Linked DNA regions of Mus musculus: region 1 is linked to region 2. Evidence: chromatin contacts called from ENCODE Hi-C or POLR2A ChIA-PET data. All regions are on one chromosome and are shown on one strand. Each heading gives the region's core, a stretch centred on a gene start or an enhancer-like site at or near the end of the contact. The rest is flanking DNA. Distances are from core to core; before and after follow the strand shown.

The links. A loop is a pair of places that touch in the nucleus more often than their neighbours do. ChIA-PET counts read pairs that join two places held with the same protein, here RNA polymerase II (POLR2A).
Region 1: a loop to region 2 is called in a map of heart, with 4 times the contacts of the local background. The contact joins the enhancer-like site here to the promoter of Pabpc1 in region 2. A Hi-C loop is called at or near these places in 5 of 37 maps with a recorded cell type or tissue (T-helper 1 cell, T-helper 17 cell, heart and 2 more). POLR2A ChIA-PET finds 5 or more read pairs at or near these places in 4 of 5 experiments (Patski and embryonic stem cell).

Annotation. Positions count from the first base shown.
Region 1 is chr15:36,641,599-36,647,140 of GRCm38, forward strand. No RefSeq gene overlaps it. Among named protein-coding and RNA genes, the nearest start is that of Pabpc1, 35 kb to the left of the region's middle. Within about 2 kb of position 3,646, at least 2 of the 3 ENCODE cell types and tissues checked have a DNase peak (open chromatin) inside an H3K27ac peak, as active enhancers do; they include heart, where a contact is called at or near this core.
Region 2 is chr15:36,604,823-36,610,914 of GRCm38, forward strand. It overlaps Pabpc1 (poly(A) binding protein, cytoplasmic 1), which reads right to left and starts at 4,151. Exons shown (of 15, transcript NM_008774.3): 1 at 3,492-4,151; 2 at 922-1,115; 3 at 620-735. The coding sequence starts at 3,684.

The sequences.
Region 1 (5,542 bases), core at 2,396-4,895, 36 kb after region 2:
GCCTCAAACTCTTCACAATCTCTATTGATGCCTCTTATGTTCTGAGTTCACAGGCATGCGCCGCCACATTGGGGTCCATCCACGCTTGTGTTTGGGTGACACATTTATGTTTGGGAAACACTGAACCAAGTATTCTGTCCTCATTTGTCTAAATTCAGGACCAGCCTGTGGCCAGGCAGAAAGGAGCAGTGACAGTACATGCCATTTCTTTCCAAGAAAGTTCTTGAAGTTGGAGCTTCACTTTCAAGAAGCTAGTTTTGCAGCTGTGGAGTCAAGAGGTTTATTACATAGCAGTGAGAAACCTTGGGAAATGTAATCTTCCTATAAGAGGTTCTGACTCCAGCTAAAATGTGGGATTCTATACCAACGAAAAATAAAGGCAATGTATTGACAGAGAGCTAACAGCCTCTGCCAGACTGAGGAGAGCTACAGTCAAGGTGCACGTGCCGGAGTAAGGGGCACATCCCAGAGGAAGGGGCACAGACCAGAGGAAGGGGCACAGGACAGAGGAAGGGGCACAGGACAGAGGAAGGGGCACAGACCAGAGGAAGGGGCACAGACCAGAGGAAGGGGCACAGACCAGAGGAAGGGGCACAGACCAGAGGAAGGGGCACAGACCAGAGGAAGGGGCACAGGACAGAGGAAGGGGCACAGACCAGAGGAAGGGGCGCAGACCAGAGGAAGGGGCACAGGACAGAGGAAGGGGTGCCCTTGAGAAGTAGTTTCTGAGCTCAGTCTGCTGGGGCAGGAAGATCCTAGGCAACATCATAAGACTGTCTTAAAATAAAAAGTGAAAAGAGGGCTGAGGATAACCCCAGTGCTTGGCAGCAGCTGTGGCCTTGCTTGCAGTCAGTCCTAATACTGAAATGAACGCCATGGATTTGATGACCATTCTGTTCTCATGGTGGGGAAAGGTGGACAAGTCCTAAGTTTCCAGGCAAGTGTACAGTGACTGTGATAACTGCCAAAATGCTAGAGGGGGAGGAGAGAGGGAGGACCATGGCTTTGATTCTAGGCTCAGTGGATCCTGCTTAAGGAGTAAGAAGCTAGAAATGTCCAGTCCAGCCAGGTGTGACGTCACATGCCTATAACTCCAGCACCACATTTGGGAGGCAGAGTTGAAAGTTTGAAGTCAACTTGGTCTACATAGTGATGTGTCAGAAGAGAAGCGGGGAGGGAGGGAGCAAAGTGTGCAGGCCTGTGGTCAGTGAGTTGGTGAGATCAGACGGATTCGGAGGTCTGAGATCAATGCTTGCAAAACAATGTGGTAGTGGAGTAATGACGTCCATGGGATTGCCCAGAGTGTGAGGTACAAGAGGAAGAAAATCTGGGAAGGTGGACACTGAAGAGCTGAGCACAGAAGGAGAAGCTAGTAAAGAAGACAAAAAGTGCCTGCTGTGGGAGTGGTGTCAGGGAACAGAGGCCAGAGGACTTCACAGAAGCAGTATGGCACACGGTGTCACAGGTTGCAAAGGTGACTCATGGGACAAGCACTGGAAAAGTCCCTGGTAACAATTGATGCAAACCAAGACAAACCAGACAGCTATGGGAGATGGTCAAGGTGGCCCAGTGGCAGCACCAAGACCCAGCCTGTGTTCCTAAGTCTCAAATCTCACATAGGATCCCCGGCACCCTTTCTTGCTCCAAGCTGCCATATGAAAACTGTTTTTCAGGTTTGTGTCTACTTGGAGAACTTGTTTCCCAAACTGCTGTGGTTCTATCCTCCTCCTCCTCCTCCTCCTCCTCCTCCTCCTCCTCCTCCTCCTGCTCCTCCTCCTCCTCCTCTCCCTCCTCCTCCTCCTCCTCCTCTTCCTCCTCCTCCTCTCCCTCTTCCTCCTCCTCCTCTCCCTCCTCCTCCTCCTCTCCCTCCTCTTCCTCCTCTTCCTCCTCCTCCTCCTCCTCTTCCTCCTCCTCCTCTTCCTCCTCCTCCTCTTCCTCCTCCTCCTCCTCTCCCTCCTCCTCCTCCTCTTCCTCCTCTCCCTCCTCCTCCTCCTCTTCCTCCTCCTCCTCCTCCTCTCCCTTCTCCTCCTCCTCCTCCTCCTCCTCCTCCTCCTCCTAAGCCTCCTCCTGCTCCAATCTGCTTGAGTAGACCCACTGGAGTCTGATTGTGACACTGTCCTGGTTTATGGGCATCACTTTCCTTCCCAGCATTCTAGACTCGTGTTTCCCTTTGTCCTGTGCCATGTCTTGCCTGGAAGCCCAGATTCCTCTGGGTAATGTAAGCAGTTGGTGTTGTTCCTACCTACCCTGTGCTGGAAAGAGTGTGTCAGGCTAAGATCACAACCCAGGCTCAGGGCTGTTGTGCTCCCAATTGCACCTCTGCATAGTGTAAAGTGTAGACAGCTTCACGTTGGTGAAGGCACACTGTGAACATGGCCGGGAGGTTAATTTTGGAGTTAGCTTATTTCTGAAGTGTTCAGTTGGTAGGTTTTGTTTGTTTGTTTGTTTCTAAACTTTGGACAGCTGTGCGTGTAGGCATGTTGCAGGCAGTTGTGCATGAAGGCATGTTGCAAGCAGCTGCTTTTAGCTCTCTGCTTCTGGTGCATGCGAGGTTTTGCCTGTTGGAAGCAAGCTGCAGCTACAGGCAGCATCCACCAACCGGCTTATTGTCAACCGTAGTCGTGTGCTGACTGCAAAGTGGCCCCACTTATTTTGCATATCTTGTGAGATCACTATGGGAACGCAGTCCCTATGATACAGCACTCCTTGTCTTGAGCACTTTTCATGGTTTTTAAAAACAGCTTCATTTCCTATTGATACAAGAGAAATATTTGATAACCAAAAATAAATATAGCCAAAAATTTCGAGTTTGTTTCATTAATGAGTATGGCTTTGCAGTCTAATCTGAATGAGCCTAGACTTGTCCTGCAAGTGTGTACTCTCCTAACAGGTGAGTCACCCCAGACTCCCTCGACTCTATCGTGGTGGATGACCTGAAGAGTCACAGTTACTCAAGATGTAGGACAAAGGTAGAAGCTCCTGCAGCCAGGCGGGAGTACTACAGGCAGCCAGGCCAGGCAGGAGTACTACAGGAAGCTGTTCTTAGATTCAAGCCGAAACATTTTGTATCTCACTTCTTGTGCTACAACCAGTCATTGTGCCATTGTGGACCAGTCACTGTGCTGGACTATCAACAGCCTCCCCGTTTCCATTCTGACACTGAAGCTAGTGACATCTCATTGTGGATGAAGACATGGCGTCAGAATCTCTGTGCTCATACGCGTCACTATTCATCTCTCTAGCATTCATCGGCTTTCTCAGACTAGAATAAACAGCTAATTCATTGGCAGTTTATGTGATCTGGCTCACCTGACTCCAGTCACCTGTCCACACTGTCCTTTCTGGTCCGCCATGTGCAAGCATGCAGGTTGTAGACTGTAGGAAGTGCAGGTAGGCTGAAGGGTGAGTGACAGCCCTGGAAACAGTACATGCACCTTGCTCTCACACACAAAGCCTTTTCTTATGAAGCCGAGACACTTGCCTCTCCTTCTAGAGCGGAACTCTCTTGGACCTGCCAGAGGTATAAATAATGACACAGAGGCTTTTAAAAGTACAGTTTAAAGCCTAGGCCGTTTACCTAGGGCAGTCTTCCAGCCAGCTATCTAGCTTAACCCGACTAATCCTGGCACTGTGTCCTGCCACGAGGCTGGCTCGACCTCTGCTCCACTCTGGTCTGTCCATTCACCAGCTGGGAAGTCCCGCCCTCCATTTCCTACACAGCTACTGGCCATCAGCTCTTCATAACAGCCAATCAGATACAATTCTAGATTCCCTCTAGGCTAGTGAGGAAGAAGGAATATTTTAAAAATTTGAGACCTGCCGATGGGCCACAGAAATAACACTGCAGAGATCCTGCCTGTGTTCAGCTCTCTGCCAGTACAGAATTAACAATTAAATCTATAGAGACAAACCTTCACACAATCCCAAAATCCTTCCTAGGGTATCTACTGAAGGCTCTTTGCGTGGATGGTACAGCAGGCAGGGCTGGATGTATACTTTGCAAAGCCCAATGTCACAAGAGTCTCAAAACCTTTTGATCAAAAAAACCATTGAATGGAGAGTGACAGAATAGGGCCCTTCTGAGTACAGGGACTTGTGACATTCTTATGAAGCTGAAGTTTCTGGCATGTAGAGGTCCATTTGCCTCTTAACCACCCAGGGGAAAGCAGCGTTTTGCTCACGTTAGAGTAACACCCGTTTTTAAGCCATTGCCTCTGAAGTAAAGCATTCTCTTCTGGAGGGAGAGGGGAGGCTCGTACAATTCAAAAGGTCACTTAAACTCACAAGGTCCAGGAAACTCAGCAAGGCATCAGATTCCCAAGGCTCCTCGCCAAAGATTATAAAACCTGAGAACAGTTGCTCTGAGAGGGAACTGTCCACCACTTGGTCCGTCCGGGAGTGTGGAGTTCTTGACCCATCATCCAGGCTGAGGTGAGGCTTTTAGATAATTTATCTGCCATTGGGTCACCACTGCTCCTGTCCTGTAAATTAATCTAAGCTTGCTGATTCACCAAACTAGACTTGAATGGACTCAATTCTTTAGTCTGTCATCAGTGTCCTGTGAGGGGTGACTAGATCTTTGTAAATGTCTTCTTAGGAAAAGTCACCAATTCAAGGTGAAATAGAAGCATTTGGAATCACAAATGAAGCAGGGCTACTCAGATGACCCCGCTTATGCCTGGATCTCGGGCAGAACATCTAATCAACTTAAAAGGTTTTGTGTTTCTTTCTCTTTGTTTGGTTTTTTGAGACAGGGTTTCTCTGTGTAGCCCTGGCTATCCTGAAACTCACTCTGTAGACCAGGTTGGCCTCAAACTCGGAAATCTGCCTGCCTCTGCCTCACGAGTGCTGGGATTATAGGCGTGCACCAACACTGCCCGGCTTGTGTTTCTTTTTAATGAATCTTAGACAGGTTCTCATTTTCCTCTAAGTTTGCTTGAAGGCAGCGACAGACATCCTAAGTAGTGGGAAGTGTGGGTGCACAGCCATCAGGAAGAACCCACCAGTAGGGAGAAATGTGAAAAGGTCATTACAGTTGGAGCTAACAAAAAAAAAAAAATTGTATTTTATAGTGTGGGGAGCCGCCCTCACATTCACATTACAAGATGGCGCTGACATCCTGTGTTCTAAGTGGTAAACAAATAATCTGCGCATGTGCCAAGGATAGTTTTCCACTACATGTGCTCTGCCTTCCCCGTGACGACAACTCGGCCAATGGGCTGCAGCCAATCAGGGAGTGACACGTCCTAGGCGGAGGATAATTCTCCTGAAAAAGGGACGGGGTTTCGCCTTTCTCTCTCTTGCTCTGGCTCTTGTTCGCTTGCGCTCTTGCGCTCTGGCTCCTAAAGATGTAAGCAATAGAGCTCTTGCTCTCTTGCTCTCTGGCTCCTAAAGATGTAAGCAATAAAGCTTTTGCCGCAGAAGATTCCGGTTTGTTGCGATCTTTCCTGGCCGGTCGCGAACGCGTGTAAGATTATAGACTTTGGGTTTCATGTGTATTGATGAATTCAATTATATTTTAAAGTTTAGTTAAGACTGAATA
Region 2 (6,092 bases), core at 2,901-5,400:
TTCAGATAAGAGAACAATACTTCAGAAAAGATGAATGGAAACCACCAGTGAGCTCTGAACTCAGACTACTGGGTGTCTTCTTGCAACATCTATCCATTTCTTTAGCTAGTTTCCCTAAACATGAATGAAATAGGCTGATGAACTAGTTCCTTAGTTTTTACCTGGTTCATTTTGGGTTTCTATGATGAGTAACTGACATTACTGATCATGAATGATTATGAAACCCAGCAAATATGAGTCAGTGCTATATGTATGTAAACACAGTTTGATGGATCTTTTTGAGATATTCTCATGTAGCCTAGCTAGGTTGATCCTCTGCCTCTATCTCTCAAGTGATGAAATTACAGGCATATACTAATCCAGTTACATTCTTTTGAGACAGTTTCAGTATGTAGGCCTGGCTGTTCTAACCTATGTAGACAAGGTGGGCCTCAAAGATCTTACAGAGATCTGCCTGCCTCCACTTCTACCTCTCAATTGCTGGGATTAATAAAGGCATGCTACTAAGTCCAGCTCCAGTTCGCTGTATTTTAAGAGCACATATTTACTTGTTTTTAAACTGATAGAGAACTATTAAAAGCAGACTGACCATATCCACTGTAGACGTAGCTATACTTACACTTTACGATCATTTAGAAGCATCCCATTCATTTTTTCAATAGCTCTTTCAGCTGCTTCCTGTGTTTCAAAGTGTACAAATCCATAGCCCTTGGAGCCATTTTCATCACAAACCACCTAGGGTGAAACAGAACACTCACTTTTCACTACTTGCTATTGCTTTCCTACTCTGTAGAAATGTTAGCCACCCAATCCCAGGAACTTCAGAAATAATGACAGTATTTAACAGACAGCACAAAGATCTCTTCCAAATCTAAAAGTAGCACAACGCTGCAAATACTAACCTGTTATAGCTCAGCTTACCTTACATGAAAGGATGTTACCAAACGCAGAAAACGTATCATATAGTGCTTTATTGTCGATGGATTTGTCCAAATTTTTAATGAATATGTTGCCTACTCCACTTTTGCGAAGTGATGGATCACGCTGAGACCACATGATGCGTACTGGCTTGCCCTTTATAACATCAAAATTCATGGTGTCCAAAGCACGTTCCGCTACAAGAGACACATTTTCAGAGTAAGTATTACTTCTAACACCTCATTAGCCACTTTGTATAAAATTACCAGTGACAGGGAGTAAAAGGATAGCCATGTGGCCTCAGCTCAACTTCCTCTTTAAAGTCAAGTCTTAATCATTGTAATGAACAATTTATCCCACTTATTTTTGGATAGTTATGCTTCACAACAAAAAACCTAGCCTATAATTTCAAGGCCCCAAAAAAGATTGAATACTTGTATTAAAAAAAAAAAGTGTACTATAAAAAGAAGTGCTAAAGCTGAAACTTTTTTTGGATACAGGATCTCTATGCAGCCCAGGCTGGCCTGGAGTCCAGCCACCTCTGCCATGTACCCATTACCTGTCTTAAATGAAAAAAAAATACTATCATTAAGTAAAGAGATGAGACCTTCAAGGGGGAAACAGTCCACTTGAACACCTGAAGCAAATTTCAAATCTCATAATAATTGTAGTTATTGACAGAACAAGTTTTTCAGCCACCTTTTCTCTTTTTCTTTCTTTTTCTTTCAGATAAGGTCTCACTGTGTATCTTTGGCTTTCCTGAACTCATGTAGCCCAGGCTAGCCAAGAACTCAACAGACAAACACATGTGCTGGGTTTAAGTGCAGAAAGCACCACAGTCCCCCCAACCACTTTTCTGTAAATGAAATTTCTAGCTCCTAGAGCACAGTAATCAGCAGCCAGCTCATTATCAATTGGCCACACCTCCTAAGCACCCCTGGTCCTGCTGACTTTGCTTGAGCTTGGGGTTTTTTTTAATGAGTCACATCTCCCTACAAAACTGAAAACTGGTCACTAGCAGAACCCTAGTCCATTACTGCAATCGGTAAGGAAATACTGTAAAAAGGAAAAAGCTGGTTTAAAAAAAATTGGTAAGATGGAACATTGAACATACAGCCACAAAATAAATGGAAGAAAGAAGAGGCAAGATTCTGAGCAGTTGGAATATTGGTCCACTGACACAAATGTATAAAGTTAACTATAACCATGGCAATTTGAGGTTCGGCTTTTCAAATCCCAGGACCTTTAAAACCTGGGCATGTCTGGATTTAAAAAAGAAAAGAAAACCACTAAGTTTCAAGTCTTTCAAGTTTTGTTTTCATAGAAGTTCTGGTTACTCTATCCCAAGCTACCTTCCTGTACCTTACATTCTGTCACCTGCCAGAGTTGAAAGCTGTAATGAAGTGACACTAAAAGTGCCCCTTAGAGAGCAAGGGGCAGGCCACCTGCTGTGCCCTTCTACAACTTCTGGCTTACCAGAGCATCACTTAAGATGCTGCTTACCCCAAATCTCACCTTTAATCTAGTGACCACTCTTTAATTCCAGTCTTCCTTACTAAAATAAAACCCAGAGCTGACTTCTAAATCAGAGTCATCTAGATTTAAAAACCCAACGATATCAGGCCATAGATCTTATCTGATTCTTAGATTTCTGTTTCAGTGAATTGTCAAACTTAAAACAAACTCAATGTGTTACTTCTTAATTATTGCCCAAGATTCATGGATATTCCAAACCACTTTACGAAAGAAAAATCAAAGAAGCTTTCATTAGTTGGATGCTATTAACTCAGCATAATTTGATCCAGGTTACCCTAATATTTAGGACCAAAACTGGTCAACATGTTTAAAATTCATAACCACAGGTGCTATTTTAGAAAAAATATACATATGTATACATTAAATAACGACTTCTATTAAACTTAAGATCTAATTTGTTTGAAAATGAGCCAAGGAGTCTGGTGCCCTAGAGTCTTCCACATCCCCTCCTCCACGGCATGGTTAAAGAATACTTCATCTAGGGAAAACCCCAAGCAATTATATATGGTATAAGGTGCCTTTCCTGGTCCACAGGTCAGAGATGTGCTATTAGGAACGAGCTTACGACCCTAAGGACCACCACCACCAGGCATCACCCTATTTAACTTTCTTCTAAAGCCTAGGGCTCCTCCCAGCGATTGAGCCACCGGCAGGAACAGGCCTCGGGCCTGTGAGGTTACAGGGTTCAACACGTGGTATTTCCCAACACTGAATCGTACTTCCTCCCCGGCCTGACTGCCGGGCCAGGGCAGGGGATGGAGGGGTACCTCCACCCGCCGCTCCAGGAGGGTACTCGAAACCCCCGAATCCCACAGCTTGTGGCGGGAGCGCGGTGAAGGCTATCTCAACCACCCTCCGGGCGCGTCATCGCCCTAAAGTTTGAGAGCGACCGATGGCGAGAAAATGGTCGCAGAGGAGGAAGTGCCGGCCCGCGAGGGGCTGCGGCGCCGTGCCCTCCCGCCCCCTCGCCCGCCCCGCTAGGCCCGCCGCCCCGGCCGCATGGCCGCCCGCCCGCCACCCTCCGGCCTGCCGCTCACCGTCCGCCGGCTGCTGGAAGTTCACGTACGCGTAGCCCAAGGAGCGGCGGGTGATCATGTCCCTGCAGACCCGGATGGAGAGGATGGGCCCGGCCGGGCTGAACTTCTCGTAGAGCATCGCCTCGGTCACGTCGGGGTGCAGGTCCCCCACGTACAGAGAGGCCATGGGGTAGCTGGGGGCGCTGGGGTTCATCTCGGCACGGCTGCCCGCGGGGCCGCAGGCCGCGACCTTTCCCGTGAGAGGAGGAGAGCGAGTGCGGGGCCGGGGGACGGAGCCGGGGGGAGGGGAGCGGGGGCGAGCGCAGAGGGACAAAATTCAACCGGAATCGACGCGTACTCAACGGCCGTGGAACCGGGGGAGCGAGGCTGGCGGTGCTGGGTCCGGGCGGCAGGAAGGCCTCGGTCTCTGGGTTCCTGCTTGGAGCTGCGGGGCCGCGGGCGGGCGGGTCGGTCTCGGCTGCTTCACCGGGTTATTTTATAAAAGAGGAAGAAAAAAAATAAAAGTCTCCGGCGGGGGAGACGCGGATTTTTTTGTAAATTTTTTTTGGGTTTTTTCAAAGGATTTTTTAGATTTTTTTTGGATTTTTTAATAATAAATGTGTGTTCCGAGCCCGGAGCACACACTCCGCACTCTCAGCACTAACCGCCGGGGAGAAGGGGAAGCACCGCCTCCTGCACCCTCTACTTATACCCCCCGCCGCACTCGCCCCGCCCACGCGCGTCTGACGCCAGGGCCCTACGCGAGCGACGGCGCCGGAGGAGGCGGAGGAAAGCGCAGAGGAAGGGAGAGGTGGCGGCGGCTGCCGCTGCTGCGGGCGTGGGGGTTGGGCCCGAGGCGGGGCGGGGCTTCTGCGCAGGCGCCACAGCCAGGGGCCGACTTCCCGCTGCGCAAAGCCAGGAAAGGGCGGGACGGCCAGTGGGCGGCCTCGGCGCGGCCGCTGGTCACGCCCCTTGCGCACACGCCCCGCCCCCGCCCGAAAGAGCGTTAACCCGTCAGCGCAGCGGGTGGGCAGCGCGCGGGGCTTCCGGGTTTCTGGGCGCCAACCGCCCCCCACGTGCGCGTCTAGTGGCGGCCTCTTCCCTCCGCCCCGGCTGAGGTTCTGCTTCGCTAGCCCCCCACCCCCGAGCGGCGCTGGAAACGGGTGGGCGGGCGTGAGCCTTGCCGGCCGGGTTTCCTAGGTGTGCGCGGAAGGAGGCAGGGTAACTGCCTCGTTCTCCTACCCGGACCGCACTACGAGTCCCAGCGGGCAGCGCCGCCACGCGCGTGGGCCGCGGAAGCGGTGCCTGCCGGGAGCTGGAGTTCTCAACGGCCGCGGGCTGGCTGACCTCAACCGGACCCCAACCGTCCCGGGCGTGACCCAGCACGGGTCCGCGGCCCCGACGAGGGGGAGGGGAGGGGATGGGATAAAGGCAGTTGGGAGTCTGGCGCTTAAGATGTTCTGTTGGAATCACTTAGCCACTTCCTACATTTTTTACAGTGGTAAAAAGGACTCGAAAAAAAAATTTTTTTTCCTTTAAAGTATGCGTTTCTCATAATTACTCGGTATCTGTCACTCTTACCCAAACAAACCTGGATAGCCTGCTTAACTAGGCGTGGTTGGCCACGCTTTTAACCCACTTCACCAGGCGTGGTGCCCACGCCTTTAACCCAGCTTTGGAAAGGCAGGAGGGGTTTGCAGATCTCTGAGGTCAGGGCCACCCTAATCTAGCTCTTGGATGCCAGGGTTTGGGGATTAATATAAATGATTGATAGGCACAAATATATCAACTCGTAGAAATGACATTACATCAACCCAAAAACTCCACTTTAGTAGGTTTTACAGTTTTTGAAGTCCTCTATAAACATCCTTTGACAATGATGTGTGGGAAGTGAAGCAAATAGTACTATTTTTACCGTTAATGGTGTCAGAAGTTAAATGACTGCTCAGCTCTTCAATGATCGTTAGCCTAGCCTATTGCCTAGTGTAAATTAGTTATAACTCTTCTCAGTTAGAATTTAAGTCCGGAGACTCTTACACAGATGCTGTCCCCTCTCCCCCATCTTCACCTCCCCACCCATATTGATGGAAGATAACAGTTTTGAAAAATATGTTGTATGCTTAACACATGAGTATCATTTAAGGCTGTTCTTTGTTTGTTTGTTTGTTTGTTTTTTTGTTTTTTCGGGACAAGATTTCTCTGGAGCTCTGGCTGTCCTGGAACTCACTCTGTAGACCAAGCTGGCCCGAACTCAGAAATCCGCCTGCCTCTGCCTCCCAATTGCTAGGATTAAAGGGGTGCACCACCACTGCCCGGCTTAAGGCTGTTCTTTAGGAAGACACATTATGCTATGTAATCTAAATCTGTTTACTCAAATAAGGCTCTAGTTAAAACAATAATTCATCAAAACACCACCGTTCAGTCTACTAGGAAAGTAGTTTAAAATCAATCCATTAGTATAGTCATTGAATGTCCATCGTGTGCTGGGTACCCTAAAGTAAAGATAACGAAGCAAAGTTCTTATCCTCAGGACGTTAATAATGGTTTTTCTGGTCACCATAAATATAAACCTGAAGGTGTAGTGAATATCGAATCCCAGCACTTTATCAGGTGGGATATTAC